3 separate regions of the Homo sapiens genome follow, and all the other regions are linked to region 2. Evidence: chromatin loops called from intact Hi-C (ENCODE). Cell type or tissue: HCT116. All regions are shown on one strand.

Evidence for each region. Peaks named below come from ENCODE experiments on the same cell type or tissue, not always from the same donor. Only the 100,000 strongest peaks of a DNase experiment are listed, where the experiment ranks them.
Region 1: it touches region 2 in a loop (5-fold over the local background); 34 of 110 quality-filtered maps call a loop at or near these places.
Region 3: it touches region 2 in a loop (6-fold over the local background); 2 of 110 quality-filtered maps call a loop at or near these places.

Annotation. Positions count from the first base shown.
Region 1 is chr4:1,896,400-1,904,399 of GRCh38, forward strand. It overlaps NSD2 (nuclear receptor binding SET domain protein 2), which reads left to right. Exons shown (of 22, transcript NM_001042424.3): 2 at 4,227-4,852; 3 at 7,817-7,979. The coding sequence starts at 4,256. Among named protein-coding and RNA genes, the nearest start is that of NSD2, 29 kb to the left of the region's middle. RefSeq lists an enhancer at 2,711-2,850. In HCT116, a CTCF peak has its summit at 3,020 (motif pointing left); a DNase peak (open chromatin) is centred at 2,982.
Region 2 is chr4:1,806,769-1,814,768 of GRCh38, forward strand. It overlaps FGFR3 (fibroblast growth factor receptor 3), which reads left to right. Exons shown (of 18, transcript NM_000142.5): 17 at 61-166; 18 at 348-2,099. The coding sequence ends at 494. It overlaps LETM1 (leucine zipper and EF-hand containing transmembrane protein 1), which reads right to left. Exons shown (of 14, transcript NM_012318.3): 14 at 4,711-7,805. The coding sequence ends at 7,656. Among named protein-coding and RNA genes, the nearest start is that of FGFR3, 17 kb to the left of the region's middle. In HCT116, CTCF peaks have their summits at 3,359 (motif pointing left), 3,567 and 7,394; a DNase peak (open chromatin) is centred at 3,333; H3K27ac peaks cover 851 bases.
Region 3 is chr4:2,178,452-2,186,451 of GRCh38, forward strand. POLN (DNA polymerase nu) reads right to left here. Exons shown (of 26, transcript NM_181808.4): 8 at 857-1,014. Among named protein-coding and RNA genes, the nearest start is that of HAUS3, 60 kb to the right of the region's middle. RefSeq lists a silencer at 7,980-8,000. In HCT116, no CTCF peak of the experiment used is centred here; no DNase peak of the experiment used is centred here.

The DNA.
Region 1 (8,000 bases), 90 kb after region 2:
AAGGTCTTGCTGAGTCTGGCGTGCAATAGTGTGGTCACAGCTCACTGCAGTGTCAACCTCCTGAGCCCAAGCCATCCTCACACCTCAGCCTCCCGGGTAGCTGGGACTGTAGATGTGCGCCAGTGTGCCTGGCTAATTTTATTTTTTGTAGAGACAGGGTCTCACTATGCTGCCCAGGCTCATCTCAAACTGCTGGGTTCAAGCAATCCTCCCTCTTTGGCCTCCCAAAGTGCTAGGATTACAAGTAGTGAACCACTGTGCCCGGCCTCCCTCCCTCCCTCCCTTCCTTCCCGAACTCTTCCATTCCTCTCCTTCCTTCCTTTCCTTCCTTCCCTTCTCTCTTTCTCTTTCTTTCTTTCCTTCTTTCTTCTCTTTTTTTTCTTTTCTTTTCTTTCTTTCTCTCTCATTCTTTCTTTCTTTCTTTTCCTTTCTTCTCTTCTCTTTTCTTTTCTTTCTCCTTGCCTTCCCCAACATAAGAAAGATAGTTAAACCCGGGTATGGTGGCTCACATCTGTAATCCCAGCACTTTGAAAGGCCAAGGCGGGTGGATCGCTTGAGCCCAGGAGTTGGAGACCAGCCTCGGCAACATGGTGAGACTTTGTACAAAAACACAAAAATTAGCTGGGCATGGTGGCAAGTGCCTTGTAGTCCTCACAGCTGCTCAGGAGGCTGAGGCAGGAAGATCACTTGAGCCTGGGAGGCAGAGGTTGCAGTGAGCCATGATCATACCACTGCACTCCAGCCTGGGTGACAGAGTGAGACTCTGTCTCAAAGGAAAAAAAAAAAAGGAAAGTGGTTTGGGCTGGGTGCAGTGTCTCATGCCTGTAATCCCAGTACTTTGGGATGTTGAGATGGGAAGATCCCTTGAGCCCAGGAGTTTGAGATCAGCCTGGACAATATAGTGAGATCCATCTCTACAAAAAAAGGGTTAAAAAGTTAGCTGAGCATGGTGGGGTGCACCTATAGTCCCAGCTACTCGGGAGGCTGAGATGGGAGGATTGCTTGAGCCCTGAAGGATAGAGGTTGCAGTGAGCTGAAATTGTGCCATTGCCCTGCACTCCAGCTTCGGTGGTAGTGAGACCCTGTCTCAAGGGAAAAAAAAAATTGTTTGGCAGGGTACAGGGGCTCCTGCTTGTAATGCCAGCACTTTGGGAAGGATTCCTTGAAGCCAGGACTTAGAGACTAGCCTGGTCAACAAGACAAGATCCCGTCTCTACAAAAAATTTTATTTTTATTTTTATTGATATATTTTTGAGACAGAGTCTCACTCAGGCTGGAGTGCAGTGGCGTGGTCTTTGCTTATTGCAGCCTCCACCTCCTGGGTTCAAGCGATTCTCCTGCCTCAGCCTCCCAAGTAGCTGGGATTACAGGTGTGTGCCACCAAGCCTGGCTAATTTTTGTATTTTTAGTAGAGTTGTGGTTTCACCATGTTGGCCAGGCTGGCCTCGAACTCCAGACCACAAGTGATCCACCTGACTCAGCCTCCTAAAGTGCTGGGATTGCAGGCATGAGCCACCTCACCCAGCTGCTGAACTTCTTGAATCTGTACATTTGTGTCTTATTAAATTGGGGAACTTTTGGAGGACCACTGTTTTCTCCAAATATTTTTGCCTTTTTTTTTCCCTCCTCCTTCTGGGTGGAACTCCAGACCCTTTAATATTGTTCCACAGATCTGTGAGGCTCTGCTTCCTTTTTTTCCCCCTTCTTTTTACAGTCTTGCTCTGTAATCCAGGTTGGAGTGCAGTAGTGCAATCATAGCTCACTGCAGCCTTGACCTCTTGGACTCAAGCGATCCTCCTGCCTCAGCCTCCTGAGTAGCAGGGACTACAGGTGCACATCACCACGACTGGCTAATTTTTGTATTTTTTGTTGAGATGGGCTCTCACTGTCTTGCCCAAGCTGGTCTTGAATTCCTGGACTTGAGTGATCCTCCTGCCTCGGCCTCCCAAAGCCTGACCACATTCCCCTTAAAAATGGTTTCGTGGCCAGGTGCGGTGGCTCACGCCTGTAATCCCAGCACTTTGGGAGGCCAAGGCGGGCGGATCACGAAGTCAGGAGATCGAGACCATCCTGGGTAACACGGTGAAACCCCGTCTCTACTAAAAATACAAAAAATTAGCCGGGCGTGGTGGTGGGCGCCTGTAGTCCCAGCTACTCAGGAGGGTGAGGCAGGAGAATTGAACCCGGGAGGTGGAGGTTGCAGTGAGCTGAGATCGCACCACTGCAGTCCAACCTGGGTGACAGAGCGAGACTCCGTCTAAAAAAAAAAAAACAAAAAACAAAAAACACACTTTTTTTTTTTTTTTTGTCCAGCAGCTGGAATCTCTTTTCAGTTATTTCATAAACTAGGCTGCTTGGAATCAGCCTGGAATTTGGGCAGAGTTTATAGGCAGAATTTGGGACTCCCCTCTGAGACTCTCTCCTTGAGATTTCCCCCCTCATTTTATAGTTGTTACAGTTGCTTCAAACTCTCCTCAGTCACACATTTCAAAATGGAGTTCACCCAGTGCTGTTCCCTTTCTTTCAACAGTTGGTTCCGTCCATTTTCTCTCTGCTTTTGGTTGCTCTCAGTTCCTTCAGGAGGTGGTTTTTTATGTTTTGTCCAGGGTTATAGTTTTTACCTTGGGACAGTTGGTATGATATGAGCTGGAAGAGGAACTGACTTTGATCTACCTTTTTAAGAAATTGTGCGGGTCAGACAGAACACATTTGTATGTGTTTTGGTGTTAAAGAGTTGTCCAGAGCACATGAAGCTGAACTGGGACTTCAACATTTTTTCAAGGTTTTACATTTGCTCTTTTTTTCCTGTCTCCTTCCTCAGCTGTCTGCTTTTCTGTGGAGACTGCGGGTTGCAGACACCAGCAGCCCCCTATTGCTGCACGTCAGGTGTCCTCCACCTCAGTACTGTGGACATCTCGGGCCGCATAGCCCTGTTGCGCGGGCATCCTGTGCGTTGCAGGAGATGCAGCAGCATCCATGACCGCAACCCATCAGAGGTCAGGGTCCGCCCCCTAGTGGTGGTAATAAAAAATGCTTCCAGATGAGGTTAAGTGTCCCTGGGGAACAAAATCCTCCCCATTTGAGAACCGCTGTTCTAGTCCACGGGCATCTCTGGTCCTTACTGTACTCAGATTTTCCCTAGTGTCTGATGCTATTGATTTCTGGCTTCTCAGAGGGCTGTTGTTGGAGCTTGTGATGGTGTACTCCTGAGAGATGCCTTCCCAGCTGGGGCGGGTGCCTACCTGTTTCTTATTCCTAGCTGTGTTTTGGGGCTCTGGCCCCTTCACTAGATGTCTCAGATTAGGGACTGTAGCTTTGCAGGGAAGACCCCACACCAGCATGCTGCAGCGAGTTACCTTCCTAAACTGCCCCTTCTGCACGTGGGCCTCACTGGCCAGTGTGGTGCACTGGCAAAGTAACCTGTGTTGTGGCTCAGCAGTGTTGTTCTCAAGTAGTTAATCTTCAGGTAGTAGCTAAAAAATGTGACCTTACTGCTGTGTTCTTTCTTGTTTAATTTAGGCCTGAACACGGAGGGGATTAGTGGACTGAGATAAGAATACTGGGTTGAGCATAGCCAGACCTGACTGGGATTGCTTTCACCCTTGGAGACTCTTGGCTTTTTGCTTCTTATTTTCATCAACCTGGAGCTAATCCTGTGCTTGGAGTTGGAATATCTGGTTTTAGACTTTGCTGACCAGGTCATCTTGGGCACATTCTGAGCCTCTGCCTGATACCTCAGCTGTAACAGGAGGGATTGGGATGAGCTCTTTTCCTGTTAGTGTTGATTTTGCTTTTATGCTATTCCCTGTTGTCCTTTTGCATAGGCCTGGCATTATGCCAGCTGCCTCACACATATTAGCTCTTTTAAGTATATGTTGGTGGACAGGTGGAAATCTGTGTTTCAGGGATGATTGGCAAGTTAAGTTATGTGTCCATGGCCACACTGTAGATTATTAGTGGTATGACTGGAGTGTGCTGTCTTGACTGACTTTCATGTTCTTCCTTTAAAAAATGATTCCTTTTTCTTTCAGCTTTATCATTTTGTGATTCCGTGTAATTTTTGTGATACTAAAACTGCCTTCTGTGACCTGAATTATTATAAAAACATCATAAATTGCTTACAAAGAAAATCAGACCCCACAAAGCTGTAGAGGTCCTGGCATACCTATCCTAGGTTTTAAATGTAATTGCTTTTTCTTTCTTTTTTCTTTTTTTTAATACCATAGTGTTCTAAGAACGGAAGCATCTGGGCTGGATGGAATTTAGCATCAAGCAGAGTCCCCTTTCTGTTCAGAGTGTTGTAAAGTGCATAAAGATGAAGCAGGCACCAGAAATCCTCGGCAGTGCCAACGGGAAGACTCCGAGCTGCGAGGTGAACCGCGAGTGTTCTGTGTTCCTCAGCAAAGCCCAGCTCTCCAGTAGCCTGCAGGAGGGGGTCATGCAGAAGTTTAACGGCCACGACGCCCTGCCCTTTATTCCAGCCGACAAGCTGAAAGATCTTACTTCCCGGGTGTTTAATGGAGAACCCGGCGCACACGATGCCAAACTGCGTTTTGAGTCCCAGGAAATGAAAGGGATTGGGACACCCCCTAACACTACCCCTATCAAAAATGGCTCTCCAGAAATTAAGCTGAAAATCACCAAAACATACATGAATGGGAAGCCTCTCTTTGAATCTTCCATTTGTGGTGACAGTGCTGCTGATGTGTCTCAGTCAGAAGAAAATGGACAAAAACCAGAAAACAAGGCGAGAAGGAACAGGAAGAGGAGCATAAAATATGACTCCTTGCTGGAGCAGGGCCTTGTCGAAGCAGCTCTTGTGTCTAAGATCTCAAGTCCTTCAGATAAAAAGGTATTTAGGAGACGTTGTGTAAGGGGTCATGTGACCTTGAGCAGTGAGCATGGCCACCCTATGAGGGCACCTGCACGAGTACTGGGGCGGGCGGAGAAGGTGAGGACAGGCCTGGTACTTCCAGCCACTTGCCTGAGCCCTGGCTTTGGGTTGGAGGGTGGGCTCCAGGATGCCCTGGCACTGCCTCCTCAGTTCTCAGCTGGCTGCTGAGCCAGTTGAGAGGTCTAGAGAGGTGAGCTAAGTGTTCAAGATTCAAATGGCTAAAAAGAGGCAAAGCTTGTTTCTTAACGTGGTTCTGCCAGTTTCAGAGCCCTTGCTTGACAACGTCAGGCTACACTCTTTTCATGGATCTCATCTCCAAGGTGTTCTTTAGCCTGATGTGGTCAGTGGAGACAGGCTGGGCTCTAGAGTGTGACTTCTTAAGTCTGCACCATCTGATGAGTGGGAAGCAGAGCTGTGCAGAGGTGCTCCCGCTGTCCTTACCCTGTGGTCCAGTGTCCACTTACTGTCTCCTCAGCCAGGTGGTCCAGCAGATGGCCTGCCTCCCTGAGGCCTAGGGATGTGTCTTTTGCCTCCTGTTCTTGGTTCCCAGTGCAGAGCCCAGCACACTGAACACAAGCGAATGAGTGTTTCCTTATCCTAACTTGCGATGGAAAGGTGTGGTGGTGCTGCTCCATTCTGCCTGGTGATGGTGTCTCCACGCCTTCACGTGGCACTCGGGATGGCCCTGACACTCGGATGAGTATAAGCCATAGGAAACAACCAAGGGGCCATGGCTTTGGCAGAAGGAAGGAACTCTTGATGGGGCAGCAGTCTCTGTTCATCTGGTGGTCTATAGGGTGTTGCTTTTTAGTTGTAACTCCTTGAAATTGTTAAAATAATGAAGAGCTTTGAGGGTTAAAAAAACGTTTTTTGATTACTCAGGAGCTGTTTAGTTCTCGCTCATGTAATGGCAGTGGTGAAGTTTTTAAATTTTATTTATTTATTTATTTATTTTGAGATGGTCTCTGTTGTCCAGGCTAGAGGGCAGTGGTGTGATCATGGCTCACAACAGCCTTGACCTCCCAGGCTTAGGTGATCCTCCTACCTCACCCTCCTGAGTAGTTGGACCACAGGTGTGCACCACTATATGCCCAGTTAATTTTTTATTTTTTGTAGGACAGGGTCTTGCTGTGTTGCCCAGGCTGGTCTCAAACCCCTGGGCTCAAACGATCCTCCCACCTCTGCCTCCTGAAGTGCTCGAGTTACAGGTATGAGCTACCATGCCCAGCCTACAAAGATTTTTTGAAGTGCCCACAGCAGTATTGAACCTCATGCTTTTGCTTGGGAAGAGGCCTGTGCAAGTTGTCAGAGTCCTAGCTGTTTTGTTTTGAGACAGGGTCTTGGTATGTTGCACAGGCTGTTCACGAACTCCTGACCTCAAACGATGTTCCTGCATCAGAGCTGGCTTTTTCTTTCTCCTCCAACTGAAAAACAAACCAAACAAAAAAATCTGGCTTTTATTCCTAGCCATGTCCCTTGGTTTTGTTAAAACTTGAGTAACTCAACCTGAATTTTGACTCTTCCTCTGGAGAGTGGGGTCAATAAATGTAAACCTGGGTTGCTGTGCAGTAATCTGGTAGCTGTTCTGAAAGTATGTCAGGCCTGATGGGGTGGCTCACATCTGTAATCCCAGCACTTTGGGAGGCTGAGGCAGGAAGATTGCTTGAGCCCAGGAGTTCAAGACTAGCCTGGGCAACATAGCGAGACCCGGTCTCTATAAAAAATAAAATTAGCTGGGCGTGGTGGCACTGCCTGTGGTCCCAGCTACTAGGGAGGCTGAGATGGGAGGATCAAAAAAACATGAAAATGTGTCATGTGGCAGCTCATGCCAGGCTTCACCAGCATGCTTATGGCAAGGTTTTGGGCCGGCCTCTTCAGCTTACAGGTGAGAAAACTGAGGCCTGAGGCAGTGGAACAATTTACTCATGTGTATAGTGCTCTTGAGCAAGGCTAGAGATTCACCCTTGGAGGGTTGGGGCCATGCTGGCTGTGCTTATTTCCACTGGAGAGCAGAACTGTGAGTGGCTTGTGGGGAGGAGTTTTTCTTTGGTGGAATGTTCAGCCTTAACCTACCCATTATGTTCTAGAGATGGAGAAATTGAGGCTCAGAGAGCCCCAAGGACTCAAATTACATGTGATGGAGCCGAGACTTGCTCCTAGTCCTCCTGGTGCCCTTGCCCTCACCACACTGGGATGGTTCATGTTGGTGACACATGGGCTGCTGAGAACTGATCGTCAGACATGACTGGAGGGGCAGAAGTCAGTATGGATTTGGAATTCTGTGAGAATTCCTTTTCGACCAGTTGAATAAAGTACCATTAAAGACCGTCTATTAATACTAGGCCAAGGAAATAGATTTATATAGAGATCTTCAAAATGTTGAACACCTGCTGTGTGCTATGCACTGTCCTGATCCTTTAGCTGAGAGTGAGAGAGAAATTTTTTTTTTTTTTTTTTTTGAGATGGAGTCTCGCCCTGTCGCCCAGGCTGGAGTGCAGTGGCGTGATCTCGGCTCACTGCAAGCTCCGCCTCCCGGGTTCACGCCATTCTCCTGCCTCAGCTTCCTGAGTAGCTGGGATTACAGGCGCCTGCCACCACGCCCGGCTAATTTTTTGTATTTTTAGTAGAGACAGGGTTTCATTGTGTTAGCCAGGATGGTCTTGATCTCCTGAACTCGTGATCCGCCCACGTTGGCCTCCCAAAGTGCTGGGACTACAGGCGTGAGCCACCGCACCTGGCCTGAGAGACAAAATTTTGATGAAACGATGTTGAGGCTATCATCTAAAACACAGCAAGGGAGCACACTCCATTTTTGGGGGTCTGTGTGTATTTGGACATTGTAGCCTGGTGAATCCTTGGTCTTCTGGATACACAGGTAGTGATTGGATGTGTTAGTGTTTGTCTTCTGTTGTTCATTTTCAGATTCCAGCTAAGAAAGAGTCTTGTCCAAACACTGGAAGAGACAAAGACCACCTGTTGAAATACAACGTTGGTGATTTGGTGTGGTCCAAAGTGTCGGGTTACCCTTGGTGGCCTTGCATGGTTTCTGCAGATCCACTCCTTCACAGCTATACCAAACTTAAAGGTATTGTGTTCTTTGGGTTGT
Region 2 (8,000 bases):
AGGCTGTTCCCGAATAAGGCGGGAAGCGGCGGGGCTCACTCCTGAGCGCCCTGCCCGCAGGTACATGATCATGCGGGAGTGCTGGCATGCCGCGCCCTCCCAGAGGCCCACCTTCAAGCAGCTGGTGGAGGACCTGGACCGTGTCCTTACCGTGACGTCCACCGACGTGAGTGCTGGCTCTGGCCTGGTGCCACCCGCCTATGCCCCTCCCCCTGCCGTCCCCGGCCATCCTGCCCCCCAGAGTGCTGAGGTGTGGGGCGGGCCTTCTGGGGCACAGCCTGGGCACAGAGGTGGCTGTGCGAAGAGGGGCTCGGTGGCACAGCGCTCACCCCGCCTCCCGCCAGCAGGAGTACCTGGACCTGTCGGCGCCTTTCGAGCAGTACTCCCCGGGTGGCCAGGACACCCCCAGCTCCAGCTCCTCAGGGGACGACTCCGTGTTTGCCCACGACCTGCTGCCCCCGGCCCCACCCAGCAGTGGGGGCTCGCGGACGTGAAGGGCCACTGGTCCCCAACAATGTGAGGGGTCCCTAGCAGCCCACCCTGCTGCTGGTGCACAGCCACTCCCCGGCATGAGACTCAGTGCAGATGGAGAGACAGCTACACAGAGCTTTGGTCTGTGTGTGTGTGTGTGCGTGTGTGTGTGTGTGTGTGCACATCCGCGTGTGCCTGTGTGCGTGCGCATCTTGCCTCCAGGTGCAGAGGTACCCTGGGTGTCCCCGCTGCTGTGCAACGGTCTCCTGACTGGTGCTGCAGCACCGAGGGGCCTTTGTTCTGGGGGGACCCAGTGCAGAATGTAAGTGGGCCCACCCGGTGGGACCCCCGTGGGGCAGGGAGCTGGGCCCGACATGGCTCCGGCCTCTGCCTTTGCACCACGGGACATCACAGGGTGGGCCTCGGCCCCTCCCACACCCAAAGCTGAGCCTGCAGGGAAGCCCCACATGTCCAGCACCTTGTGCCTGGGGTGTTAGTGGCACCGCCTCCCCACCTCCAGGCTTTCCCACTTCCCACCCTGCCCCTCAGAGACTGAAATTACGGGTACCTGAAGATGGGAGCCTTTACCTTTTATGCAAAAGGTTTATTCCGGAAACTAGTGTACATTTCTATAAATAGATGCTGTGTATATGGTATATATACATATATATATATAACATATATGGAAGAGGAAAAGGCTGGTACAACGGAGGCCTGCGACCCTGGGGGCACAGGAGGCAGGCATGGCCCTGGGCGGGGCGTGGGGGGGCGTGGAGGGAGGCCCCAGGGGGTCTCACCCATGCAAGCAGAGGACCAGGGCCTTTTCTGGCACCGCAGTTTTGTTTTAAAACTGGACCTGTATATTTGTAAAGCTATTTATGGGCCCCTGGCACTCTTGTTCCCACACCCCAACACTTCCAGCATTTAGCTGGCCACATGGCGGAGAGTTTTAATTTTTAACTTATTGACAACCGAGAAGGTTTATCCCGCCGATAGAGGGACGGCCAAGAATGTACGTCCAGCCTGCCCCGGAGCTGGAGGATCCCCTCCAAGCCTAAAAGGTTGTTAATAGTTGGAGGTGATTCCAGTGAAGATATTTTATTTCCTTTGTCCTTTTTCAGGAGAATTAGATTTCTATAGGATTTTTCTTTAGGAGATTTATTTTTTGGACTTCAAAGCAAGCTGGTATTTTCATACAAATTCTTCTAATTGCTGTGTGTCCCAGGCAGGGAGACGGTTTCCAGGGAGGGGCCGGCCCTGTGTGCAGGTTCCGATGTTATTAGATGTTACAAGTTTATATATATCTATATATATAATTTATTGAGTTTTTACAAGATGTATTTGTTGTAGACTTAACACTTCTTACGCAATGCTTCTAGAGTTTTATAGCCTGGACTGCTACCTTTCAAAGCTTGGAGGGAAGCCGTGAATTCAGTTGGTTCGTTCTGTACTGTTACTGGGCCCTGAGTCTGGGCAGCTGTCCCTTGCTTGCCTGCAGGGCCATGGCTCAGGGTGGTCTCTTCTTGGGGCCCAGTGCATGGTGGCCAGAGGTGTCACCCAAACCGGCAGGTGCGATTTTGTTAACCCAGCGACGAACTTTCCGAAAAATAAAGACACCTGGTTGCTAACCTGGCCCTGTGCTTTCTGTCTCCAGTTCTGGGATAGGGGAGGGAGGGGTCACTTTGCCAGGTGGTCCCAGTTGCGCGGGATGGATGCTGGCAGCAGCACCGAAAGTCACTGGTGGGCTGGGAGCCCCAAGAGCAAGGAATGTTTATGGGAGGGGCCTGGCGGAAGGGAGCAGGGTGCCTGGGGGTGCACTGCCCTGGCTGCTCCCAGCTTGTGGGTTCCTGAGGTGGTGGTGGTGGTGGGGAGGGTCCTTTCTCACTAGCTCTGAGGCAGACCTTCTCTCATCACCCCACTCCTGGCATCCGCCTTCCCAGTCAGCTGGGGAGCTTTCTGGGCATCCCTCTATGGAGCCAAAAGCAAGCAAAGCCCTCATGGGGCCCTGGGGGCTACACAGGCGGTCACTCTCCTCCAGATCAGCTCTCTGCCCTCCCAGGCCGGGCAACCAGTGCCCCCACTGCCTTGGGCTCCATCAGGGTCCCCTACAGTGATAAAGCACCTTTGGGCAGATGAGGTGCTGAGAACCCAGAGATGGAACCAGGCCCTTGCCCAAGTTCATAGCCCTAGCAGGGTGGGAGGACAACATGGTGAGAGCAAGTCTGGGAAGGCTTCCTGGAGGAGGTGTGCCGTCTCTCCTGACTCCCCACCACCCTCTTTGCTGTCCTCCCTTCTGCTATCCTCCCTCTCTTGTCCTCCCGTTTTTCCCATCTCTGCTGTCCCCACCTCTGTCGTCCTCCTCCTGCTCTCCTCCCCCCATCCCCTCTGCTCTCCCTACCTCTGCTGTCCCCTCTGCCGTCCTCCCTCTGCTCTCCTCCCCTCTGCTGGCTCAAGAGCAGGGTTTCCCAACCATGAGCTGCATGAACTCTAGCTTCTAAAATGCTCTGGCTACAAACTCACCTTTCAGGTCAGGGGGTACTGCTGGCCCGTTTCCTGGGCAGGCAAGGGTTTAACTCAACCCCATTCAGGGAAGCACGTGTGGGCGCAGGCCTGGTGGAAGTGGCCTTACAAGGGACTCTGCATCCCTAATGCCCCCACTTGCCCAGAAACCCTATGCTGGGCCCCAGAGGCAGGCCTGGCCATGGGACGCCTGGTGACAGTGGCAGGATGGGGAGGCCCACATGGGCCTGAAGGCTGAGGCCTGCAGGGCAGTGGGGGGACCAGGCCAACAGGCAGGCAGTGCCAGCATCCACACCAAGGCAGGCAGAGCATGGGGCTCGAAGCGCGGGCCGGGAGCGCCCCCTAGCGCTGGCTGGGCAGTGTCCCTGCTACAAACCCAAGGCCCCTCTCCTGTCAGGGCTCTGGTGGACCTCTGGTGGGCACAGTGGGATCCTGAATGGGTGCTGGGGACCAAAGGGCTGGGCCACCGGGAGAACAGTGGCCCATGAAGGTGCTGGTGGGCCAGCCCCCTCCTCCTCAGCGTGCTTCCTTAGCGACCCCAGATGGCAGGGCACAGTCCCTGAAGCTGCCCCACCAGGGGCTCCCTGGCTGCCTCCCCCTGTCCCATAAGGTGAGCCCATGAGAGACCCCAGCTGTCAGCACAACTGAACCTCCGCCATCAGGGTGCCCTCTAGTGGTTGGGTGTGCTCTAGGCTGGCAGGGTCCCCGCCCTTGCTGTCTGCTGATGGCTGAGGGGGACATGTCTCATGGGAGGCCCAGCTTCCAGGACACAACTGGTGGCTCCTGGGGTCACCAAGGGCACCTGGTTTGTTCACAGCTCTTTGGGCTGCTGTCCCCATGAGGGAGCACCTCCCACCCCAGCTGTGGGTCCATCATTTCCTCTGATTAATTAGGGCCTAGGGGTCAAGGGAGGCCCCGAGGGAGGACTCTCAGTGTGAACAAACCAGCAGCCAGGGCCGCAGAGAAGCCTGTGAGGTGCCCACAGGGCCTGGTCCCAGTGTGGGCAGAGCACCTAAGGGATGGCTTCTGTCCACTGAGAAGGGTCGGGAGCCAAGACACCACACTGCTATCCTGGCGCTGGAACCATCCACGCACTCCTGCAGCCAGGCCACGCTGAGGCAGGTAGGCACCCAGAGGTCCGGGCTGGGGGCTGCTCTCCATGGCCCCAGGCCATCACACATCCCTCAGGGCGTCTGGGCCCTGCCTGTGGGCTGGACTGCAGGCTGAAGGCCCTGCCTCATCCAGGACTCCCTAGGGCAGTACTCGGTGCTCTTTCCCCTCAGCGGCCTGAGGAGTCTTTCAGAAGAGCTGGCCCTCCTGGGTGACACCTCGGCGAGGGTCCCAGCCCCTAACCCCAGGACTCCCAAGAAGTCACTGAGGTCCCCAGAGCAGGGAGAGCATGACCAGGTGGCAGGGCCACTGGCCTGGAGAACGTCCCACACTGTTCCATGAGCAGCTCACGCTGTCACAGGACCTGGGGACGTGGGTCTCCTGACCCTGCAGGCCCATCCTGCAGAGCAGGAAGCGTGAAGCCAAGGGCTGAACCCATGGAGGGCGGCCCAGCACTCAAACCCCCAGGGATGGTGAGGCTCCTTCTGGAACTGGCCTCACAGCCACACGCGCCCCAAGGCCCAGCCCCTGCAGCCACGTGGACAGCTCTGCCGGCTTCCACTCGCTCCTGTGTGCCCAACGGTTCAGAAATATTATTACTCTGCACTGTTACAGGAACACAGATTTGATGTTTTAATAAAAATACGATTTCTACAAAAGGTGCTTAACACGGCCCAGGACGGGCTGTCCGGTGGAGTCAGCCGTAGGACCCCTGAAGGATTTACAAAGACAGAGCCGGCTCACCAGCACACTCCTGCCAGCACCGGGACCCACTGCGAACAAAGACAGAGCCGGCTCCCCAGCACGCTCCTGCTAGCCCTGGGACCCACTGTGAGCCACTGCGGGGTGTCCTTCATTTAAAAAAAGTCTGGACTGTGACACTGCAGAAGGAGTCTGAAAGCCCAATTCCTGAATCCCTGCGTTAGAACTGAGAGTTCAGGCCGGGCGCGGTGGCTCATGCCTGTAATCCCAGCACTTTGGGAGGCTGAGGCGGGTGGATCACCTGAGGTCAGGAGTTGAAGACCAGCCTGACCAACATGATGAAACCCCATCTCTAATAAAAACTTGCCCGTAATCCCAGCACTTTGGGAGGCCGAGGTGAGTAGATCACGAAGTCAGGAGATCGAGACCATCCTGGCTAACACGGTAAAACACTGTCTCTAATAAAAATACAAAAAAATTAGCCAGGTGTGGTGGCGGGTGCTTGTAGTCCTGGCTACTCGGGAGGCTGAGGCAGGAGAATGGCGTGAACCCAGGAAGCGGAGCTGGCAGTGAGCCGAGATCACGCCATTGCACTCCAGCCTGGGAGACAGAGCAAGACTCTGTCTCAAAAAAAAAAAAAAAAATTAGCTGGGCATGGTGGCGCATGCCTGTAATCCCAATTACTCAGGAGGCTGAGGCAGAAGAATCGCTTGAACCCGGGAGGTGGAGCTTGCAGTGAGCCGAGATCGCACCACTGCACTCCAGCCTGGGTGACAGAGCGAGACTCTGTATCAAAAAAAAAAAAAAAAAAAAAAAAAAGTGAGTGCTTAGCTGGAGTGAGGAGGAAACACTGAATTCCTAAATCAGGAATTCGTTTCATTTTCACCAGGCGCAGATATCCTAGCTCCTGAAAAAGGCCAAGACCGAGGGTCTGGCCCTGGGCAGGTGTAAGAAAGGACTGTTTTAAGAAGCTTATTACACAAAGCTCATATTTCTGGATCCACCACTGCTTACATTTGCACCCAGACACCACTTTTAGGTGCAAGAAGAAAGGTCAGGACATAGAGAAAAATGCACACAGAACGATGAGGGAGAATGACGAGGGAGAATGACGAGGGAGCAAGCCTGCATCAGAGCACGGCTGATGTCACGGAAGCCACCAAAGGCACCCACCAGAGCCTTCCCCACCTGCAAAGCCCCTGCAGCACCCGGAGGGCAAGCTGGCTTTTGGAGGCCATGCGGAGTCCAGGGCAGAGGGGACAGTGGGATGGGCTGCCTGTTGCAGTGGCTGTTCACGTCAACAGTGCTCAGCCAAGGCAGTGAGGACGAGGATGAGAGCCGGGGCAGCTGACTGGGCCCGCGATGCCGCTCACAGGAGAGGCGTCTGCACACACCTGGCAACTGCAAGACTTGTTCTCAAGGGTAAGTACACTTGGACAAACGAACACCAGGCTACTTACACAGGGTGAGAGAATTCATAAATATTAGTTAAGGATCTAAAACAAACTTCTCAAATAACTGAAAGCTGAAAGCCTCTGGAAGCCAACTGTCCCTGCACAAAGGTTTACAATTGAGAAATATCTCCTGTTCCTATTTTGTCAAGTTTCTTTAATGGCTGAACAGAAAGAAGCTTCAAGTAATGGAGAAGGCATTGTCTGAGTGCAGCTGCTTTCCTGGACGCCTGTGCCGTTCCTGTCTTCCAAATCCTATGCTTGGAGGCCCCTGGAGGTACATTTTTGCCAGGAACCAACCTGACCTTAAAAAGATGAGTGTGACACAGCCGGCTGGGCAGGAGGATGGAGGTGCCACAGGACACCACCTGCCCACGCCCTGGCCAGCCTGGCCATGCTGCCGAGTGCGGGGAGGCCACCCCACCCAGAGGGCACAGGGCAAACCCTAAGCACGGGGGTATTGCCCTTGAAGCCCCAGGGGATGCCCTGTGCCGGATCCTCATGCCTCATTGACTAGCCTGCTTGCTGAAGGAGCCCAGGGGCCTGAGCCTGCAACACTGCAAGGGGTGAGAAGGGCATGCTGCTGTGGGCGCACTGGACTCAAACCTCACATTAGAAGCTACAAAGAACCCCAAATGCGCTTCAGAGCCCCACCAACCCCCAAGCCAGGCTCATCCCTGACACAGTGAATCCACTGCAGCCCCCGTGGGAAACTCTGTGCCAATTGACTGCTTAAAGAACTGGGGGAAATAGAAAGCCGAGAAAGAGCTCCGATACACAAGGGAAACCGCACGTGAGAACCAGCACTCCCAGCAGGGAGACGTCACTCTCCAGAGGCCACAGAGATGGCAGACACCTCTGTCTCCACAATGACCCACATCCAACTGAAAGTGTGCAGGAAGACAGGTCTATTGACACTGAAATCTAGAAATCAAGGTCCACAGGCGAATGGAGGCATCTTCAGCCCTGAGGAGGCCAGGCTGTGTCTCCTGACGCCCCTGAGGGTGGGCACAGCAGCCAGCTCTGTGTGGGCGGAGTCCACGTGGTCCTCATTCTCTTCCCTGGGGACAGGGCAGCACAGTCAGATGCTGAGACTGAGGCCACACACATGGGGGCGCCTTCCTGCCTTGGCCCAGCCCAGCTGCCTCTGGAGCCAGGAGGCCGTGGCAGCCACACCACAGTGTGGATCCAGACACGATTCTGTGGAGGGGTTCCGGGATTCCAGACAGACTGAATCTCCGTGGAATGATGAAAATTAAAATTTACTTGATTATGGAAGTCTCTGATTTATTCCAGCCAAAATATTAGATGAGCCACTGAGAATCACCACAAAGCAATCGCCCTCACGGCCCTTGCCAGGGTGACGGCACAGCAGGAGGACAGGTGCCCAGGCCAGTGGTTCTAGCTCTTCACCTCTGCGACCTCCTTCTCTGCCTTCTCTTTGGCCTTCTCCTTCTCCTCCACCTTCTCCTCTTTTTCCAGTGTTGCTACAATCTCAGCCACCTGGCTGGTGGAGATGTGAACATCTTCTTTGTCCACCAGCTCAATCACCTACACACGTGGGAAAGGGAGAGGCTCAGGTGGCTGCGCCCTACAGCACAGTGAGGCAGAGGCGGGGCCAGCGCCGTCAGTCGCCCCAGCTGGGGTGGCAGCAGCATGCACGCAATCACTGCCTGCGGGCCCCAGGGTCCTCAGAGCACCAATTCCCCCAAGGGGTGCCACAGACCCTGGGGAAGGGGCTCAGAG
Region 3 (8,000 bases), 370 kb after region 2:
GCCACCACTAGACACCTCTCCTCTGGGGCCTGCTGAGAAGTCTCTCTCTCTGGGTTCTAGGCACAGTTCTAGAAGGTGTGAGTGCCTTTGTTTTCCAGATGGTGCTTCCTGATAACTAGGGGTATCTCTAGCAGGCGAAGGCCTGGAGAGAGGCCCAAGACAGTTTTTTTTTTTTTTTGAGACAGAGTCTCACTCTGTCACTCAGGCTGGAGTTCAGTGGCACAATCTTGGCTTACTGCAACCTCTGCCTCCCAGGTTCAAGCAATTCTCCTGCCTCAGCCTCCTGAGTAGCTGGAACTACAGGCACCTGCCACCATGATTGGCTAATTTTTATATTTTTAGTAGAGACAGGGTTTCACCAGGTTGGCTAGGTTGGTCTTGAACTCCTGGCCTCGAGTGATCGGCCCACCTTAGCCTCCCAAAGTGCTGTGATTACAGGCATGAGCTGCTGCACCCAGCCCGAGACCCAGGGCAGTTCTGACCATTCTCTCCACACAGACTGAAGAGTAGCCATCCCAGGACCTCTGGCACTGTGGCCACGTCACCAGCCCTAAGGATTTATCAATGAGTGGCATTCTGTTCATGGAGCAGGTGACACTGACATCAGAGAGTCATCTGGAAGAGTCACACTATGGACAGATTTCCTAGGAACAGGTGCCATAGAAGAACAGCCATCACCTATCCTTATTCAACATCCTCCACCAGAAATGCCAAGGTCACAACTATTTGTGCTGAATAAGTGAAAATGAATGTTGACAATGTTCTTTTTACTATTAGGCTATCAATAAAATAGAAAAAGCTTCCAGAAAAAATAGGATGTATTAAGGTTGATAAAACTTTATCTTAAACAACTCACCACAATATTTCTTGAGGAATTTCCATATGTGCTGTTCACTTTAACTGTAATGGATTTTTCACAGTATTTTTCTACTAAATCTTCAAAAGAGGGTGTGGCATCACTAGGATCTATAAGCCATGCAGCAATTCTGGGATCTAGCCCTATAAAATCAGCAACTGAAGAGAAAAAGGTCATTCAGTCATCCCAAGAAAAACCAATAGTTGTTTTTCCTGCTTTGACAAAGTTCTTAAGTTCAAACGAATAGTAGTAGTATTGTCATCCTCTCAAATTATAGACCTAAGGACCAAAGTGACTTTCCATTATTCTCCAGAATTTAGAACCCTTGATAAGGCAGCCTCGATGAACCCAAGTCCCACATGGCCCGTCTCTGTGGGTGTCACATTAAAGAGGCAGATTTCAAGTAGCCATAAAGGAGGGACTCCAAGCTCACTTGCAATTTGGATCTCTCAAAAACATGTTAAAAGCTGTCGAAGTCAGAGTCGTGGGTCATGCTACCTGCCTCCCCTCCTCCTTGCTCCTCTTTCCCTCAGGCATCCTCTCTGCCAAGTCCTGCCCTCCTCCAGCCTGTCACTGGGCTGTCTGGCACCATGGAGTCTGGAATCCAAGCCTCTCGAGCAAAAGGAAGAAGGGCGGGAGTTGCCTGAGCACACACGACACCCTCGTCACTGAGTGTTGAACAGGTAGTGTGTGCAAGGCAAAGATACTTTGGCATTCTCCCTGAAGTGTGGAAAATCTACAAGACAACTAATGTGTGGCGCTTTGGTACTGTGGAAGGAACACCAGGCCTGGATTCTGAATCACCCTCTGAGCCTGGGAGGCCACCTCGCCCCTTCAGTGTTAGTTTCTTCATCCAAAAACTGGGGGGAAAGATTACTGTAATTATGTGTGATATACATGAGAAAATGCTTTTTAAAAAGTAAATACAATATTTGCTAAACAAACAAGTTTTTATACCAGAACACTTTAGACATGAAGGGAGAGTCATAAAAGGCTGGGGAGGTGGGGCGGGCTAGAAATCAATAGACAAACTAAATCCTAAAGTGACTGCTTTTTAAGTTACTTTAAAATTTTGAATTGTGCCATACAAAAGTAAGGAGTTTGCCTTTAAATAAAACTATAGTCTTAGATCATATCACATTAAATATTATATGTTCAGGCATCTTTAAATTATACCAGTCTAAGAGATTTATATTTACCAAAGCAGCCAGTATTATGACTTTCTCATTTGATATCTAGGAAGGCTCTTACAGTAGCACATTTGGAGCTCTGGATAAGAGGAGCACATGTCTCCGTCAGCAGCACATGATTTTCTACAACACTGTCTGGTGATGCGGACTGACCCAATAGGACTGTTTCACTCCACTTCCCTTTTCAATGCTTTAATATTCCAAAAGTAATGGTTATCAACATATGTTTTTTAAAATCCTTGGGGAAGCTCTGACAGTATAAGAATGCTCTGGGAGATGGTCCCTATAATCTCTTGCAACTGACAAACTGAAGCCTGCCAGGACAAATCCCACACTAGGGAGAAAATGCCAGTAGCTGAAAAAGAAATGCTAACAAAATAAGATTTAAAACAAACTCAGAAAATTAAGAAAGAGTAAAACCTGTAAAAAAGTAAGTAAATCCGAATAATATACTTAGAAATTAGGTGACTTAGAAAAAGAAAAATTATACAAAGAAATGACAGAATCTAGGAGAGAAAATTTAAAAAAAGAAGACATTTCAGAAATAAAAACTAAACTGGCGCAAGACACAAAAGCAAATAAACATAATAGCTAACTACTTAAAGTAAAAAAAAAAAGAATTAAGGAAAGGGAATTTTTTGTTTGTTTGTTTTGTTTGTTTTTTTGAGATGGAGTCTTGCTCTGTTGCCCAAGCTGGAGAGCAATGGCATGATCTCGGCTCACTGCAACCTCTGCCTCTCAGGTTCAAGTGATTATCCTGCCTCAGCCTCCCGAGTAGCTGGGATTATAGGCACCCACCACCATGCCCAGCTAATTTTTGTTTTTTTTAGTAGAGATGGGGTTTCACCATGTTGGCCAGGCTGGTCTTAAACTCCTGACCTCAGTTGATCTGCCCACCTCAGCCTCCCAAAGTGCTGGGATTACAGGCGTAAGCCACTGTGCCCAGCCAAAAAAGACAGAATATTTTTTTAAATAAAAAAGAATCAAGTCCAACAGAACTTAAAAATAAAATAAAATAAAATTTTAAAAAATCTAAAAGAAATGACGAAACTGAAAATGGATTCTGGATAAAAAATGATAAATATGACAAAAAGATAAATATGAAAGACAGACAAGAAGATTCAACATATGAAATAGGAAATCAAAGGAAAGAAAACAAACGAACACAGCACTAAACACTGTAATTCAAGATGACTTTAGGCCGGGCATGGTGGCTCATGCCTGTAATCCTAGCACTTTGGGAGGCCGAAGCAGGCAGATCACGAGGTCAGGAGAGGCAGATCACGAGGTCAGGAGATTGAGCCCATCTTGGCTAACACGGTGAAACCCTGTCTCTACTAAAAATACAAAAAATTAGCTGGGTGTGGTGGTGGGCACCTGCAGTCCCAGCTACTGGGGAGGCTGAGGCAGGAGAATGGTGTGAACCCAGGAGGCGGAGCTTTCAGTGAGCTGAGATCACGCCACTGCACTCCAGCCTGGGCAACAGAGTGAGACTCCGTCTCAAAAAAAAAAAAAAAGATGACTTTAAACTACATAAAGACATATACATAATCAATACAGCGTAGTATCGACACAGAATAGACCTACAGATCAGTGGAACAGAATCAAGAGTCTAGAAATAAACCCATACATCAGTGGTTGATTGATTTTCAACAAAGGTACTAAGAATGGTGTTGGATACCAACAATGGGTGGAATTGTGGTCCTCAAAAGATAACTCCACCCAGAATCTCAGAATGGGAACTTATTTGAAATAAGGGCCTTTGCAGATACAATTATGGTAGGAATCTTGAGATGAGATCATCTTAAGTTAGGGTGAGCCCTAAATCCAATGATGGGTGTCCTTATGAGAGACAGAAAAGAAGGTGACATATAGAGACATGCAGAGGGAAAAGGCCACATGAGGATGGAAGCAGAGACTGGAGGGATGTGTCTACAAGTCAAGGAGTGAAAAGGACTTCCAGCCACCACCAGAAGCTGGGGGAGAGTCACAGAATGGATTTTCCCTCAGAGACTCCAGAAGGAACTGCCAACACCTTAATTTGGACTTCCAGCCCCCAGAACTGTAAGAAAATAAATTTTTGTTTTAAGCACTTAGTTTATGGTAATGTTACAGCAGACCTAGGAAACTAATACAGACCCCTACCTCACACCATATGCAAAAATTAACCAAAAATGGATCATAAGCCTAACCTCAGAGAGAATATGATTAAACTTGTATGAAAAAAAATGAGTAAATCTTTCTGACCTTGGATTAAACAATAGTTTCTTAGATTTGACACCAAAAACACAAATAACAAAAGAAAACACAAATAAATCGGATTTCCTTAAAAAAAAAAAAGTGTGCTTCAAAGGACATCAAGAAACTAAAAAGACAAGTCACAGATTGGGAGAAAGTATTTGCAAATTGTATATCTGACAATAAACTCATATTAGAATATATAAATAATTCTTACAAATAAACAATAAAAAGACAATGCAATTTTAAAATGGGCAAAATATTTGAACAGACATTTCCCCAAAAAAAGATATAAAAGTGGCCAATAAGCACATGAGAAGATGTCCAATATCATTAGGCATCAGTATAATACAAACCAAAACCATAAGGATGTAACACTTCACATCCACTTGGATGACTAAAATAAAGATACACAAGAACACGTATTGGGCAAGGATGTGGGGAAGTTACAGTGCTATATACAGTGCTGGTTAAAATGGTGCAGCCTTGTTGGAAACAAGTTTGGCAGTTCCTCAGAATGTTAAATACAGAGTACCACATGACCCAGCAATTCTACTTCTTCTAGATATACACGCAAGCAAGTTGAAAATATGTCCACGCAAAGACCTTTACACCAAAGTTCATAGAAGCATTAATCATAACAGCTAAAAGTGAAAACAACTCAAATGTTCATCAACTGATGAATGAACAAAATATGAATATTATTCAGCCATAAAAAGGAATAAAGTACTGATACATGCCACAACTTGAATGAACCTTTAAAACACTAGGTTAAAAACCAACAACAACAAAAAGCTACATCAGGCTAAATGAAATAAGCTAGTGACAAAAGGTTGCATATTGTGCAATTCTATTCATGTTAAATATTCAGAATACACAACTCCAGAGACAAAAAACCACAGATTAGTGCTTGCCAGAGTCTGAGAAAGGGGGGATGGGGAGTGGCTGCTAAGGAGTACAGGGTTTTTTTTTGGGGTGACAAAAATGTTCTGATATTATGTAGTGGTGATAGATGCACAATTCTGTGATTACTTGAAAAACCCCTGAATTGTACAGTTAAAGAGTGAATTTTATGGTATGAAATTATATCTTAATAAAACCGCTATTTTTTAAAGCTATACCAGAAAGCTATTTACAAGGTGTTCTTTTTTTCTTTTTTTTTTTGAGACAGAGTCTTGCGAGATCTCTGCTCACTGCAATCTCTGCCTGCCAGGTTCAGGTGATTCTTCTGCCTCAGCCTCCTGAGTAGCTGGAACTACAGGCGCACGCCATCATGCCCGGCTAATTTTCATATTTTTAGTAGAGATGGAGTTTCACCATGTTGGCCAGGCTGGTCTTGAACTCCTGACCTCAGGTGATCCACTCGTCTCCGCCTCCCAAAGTGCTGGGATTACAGACGTGAGCCACCGTGCCCAGCCAAAGTTTTTTTTTTTTTTTTAAGGGTACATACATATCTTGCAAAATTGACCCAAAACAGCCAACACCAAGACACAGTCTAGTAAAACACTAGACTTTAAAAAAAAAAAGGAAAACAAAACAAACAAAAACCTTTGGACATTCAGACAAAAAGACCAAGTCACTAATTAGGGAAAGAGAATCAGATTTTCACCACACTTTCTGAAAGCACCACTTTATGCCAAAAAACAATAGTATAGCATATTTTAGAAATACAAAGAAAGATGTAAACCAGTGATCTTATATACAGCCAAACTGACCTCCAAGTACAAAGGATTCTTCAGTATGTTTTAAAGGAGATCAATAAGGTTAAGTAAAAACCCTGTCATCCTGAACATGAATTAGAAATATCAGTATGAACTCACAGTATATTTTATCTTAAAAAAAAATACAAACATCTTAGCCTGGTAACAAAAGTCAACCTAATAGTGAGGTACATATCCAGTGACCAGATTCTGGTCTCTAAATGCCATTTTCACTAATGTAACAGGGCTCCTTGAAGAAATGGCTAATTTCAGGTCTAGAGCAGGAAATGCACAAGATGACCTGGAAACATCCTACCATACCACAAATCAAAGAAGATGCCCAGATTACTAGGTTTGTATGACAAAGGCTCACCTAACTCATCAAAGATCATGTGCAATGTGTCAAAACATATCAAATATATTTAAATCCATATGCTCATAATGATACTAAAATGAAAAAGGCTTTTTTTGATCACCTTTTGGTGATTCTATGAAACAATTCATTATTTTGAAAACGGGTAAATAAAGGAAAATAATCAAATTTTATCTTGGCTTTTCTATATGAAGTGTACTTAGGGTAACCAAATAGATGATAAAAGGGGATTTCTCTTTATGTAAGTGTTATAGCTAATAAATGAAGAAAGCATAATAGATCTTAAATATCACCATGTTGCAATTAAGGAACCTAGACAATGACAAGCAGTAGCTTCTAACATCACAAAAAAAGATAAACATCCAAACATTATATACCTCCTGACAAACGTATACAACACTTATGTAGTCTTTCTCTCCCAAATCTAACCTGAATCTGATCAGGCATCTGGATCTAATTGCCAATTTACAGGAAATAGAAGAGAGATAACATATTAAATGAGAAGAAAGAGATGTGCTCAGTAAAATCCAGACTGTGAGAAATTCTACAGGACAAACAATCTGGTTTCTTGAACACCAAAACAACTGCAAGAGTGTAAGACAGAGGAAGGGAGAACATATAGATGAAAAGAGGCTTAACAAATACAAGCACACCTGGCTGGGCGCGGTGGCCCATGCCTGTAATCCCAGCACTTTGGGAGGCCGAGGCAGGCAGATTACTTGAGGTCAGGAGTTCGAGACCAGCCTGGCCAACATGGTGAAACCCCTCTCTACCAAAAATATAAAAAATTAGCCAGGCATGGTGGCACGTGCCTGTAATCCCAGCTACTCAAGAGGCTGAGTCAGGAGAATTGCTTGAACCCAGGAGGCAGAGGTTGCAGTGAGCCAAGATTGCACCATTGCACTCTAGCCTGAGTGACAGAGCGAGACTCCATCTCAAAAACAAACAAATAAACAAAAAGAAATACAAGTTACGGGCTTTGGGCCCCAGTTAAAACAAACTGTAAAAAAACAAAACAAATAAACAAAAACAGTTATAGAACAACTAGGGAAGTGCAAACACTGACTAGACAGCTAATAATAAAAAGAGATTATTGGTAATAGAGTGATGTTACCAAAATGGTAGAACACAAGAAAGCCGGCTTCACTCTCCTTCACAGAAAAAGCAAAAACCAATATACAGCACCAAGATTATCACCAGCAATATCCCAGAACCCAAATATAAGGATGACACAGTTTCCAAGGCCACACAGAAGTGAAAAAACTCCATGCAGACAGTAAGAGAATCAGACTTTATGTCCCTTCCCCAATCTGCCAGTCACCAAACATGTAGAAAAACTTCTCCCAATTCAGTTACTAAACTGAAAAAAGTGAGACTGAGGTGGACAATCAACTTTCCCATCATCTTGGGCCCCCTGGCAGGAGACCCGTCCCTGCCACAATCCACAGGAAGCATCATGAGTGTCTGAAGGGAGAAATATCCCTGAGGACAGCCAGAAATGGGCAGTGGTAGAGACTAGCAGACACTCGGCTCTGTACCATAGACAGAGGAGACACCAAATCAGAAAGGCTGGTCAGTAGGACCATGTTGTAGGAGGTACATCCTACAGGTCCCCTGGGCATGAACTCCCGGCTAGCCTTCCC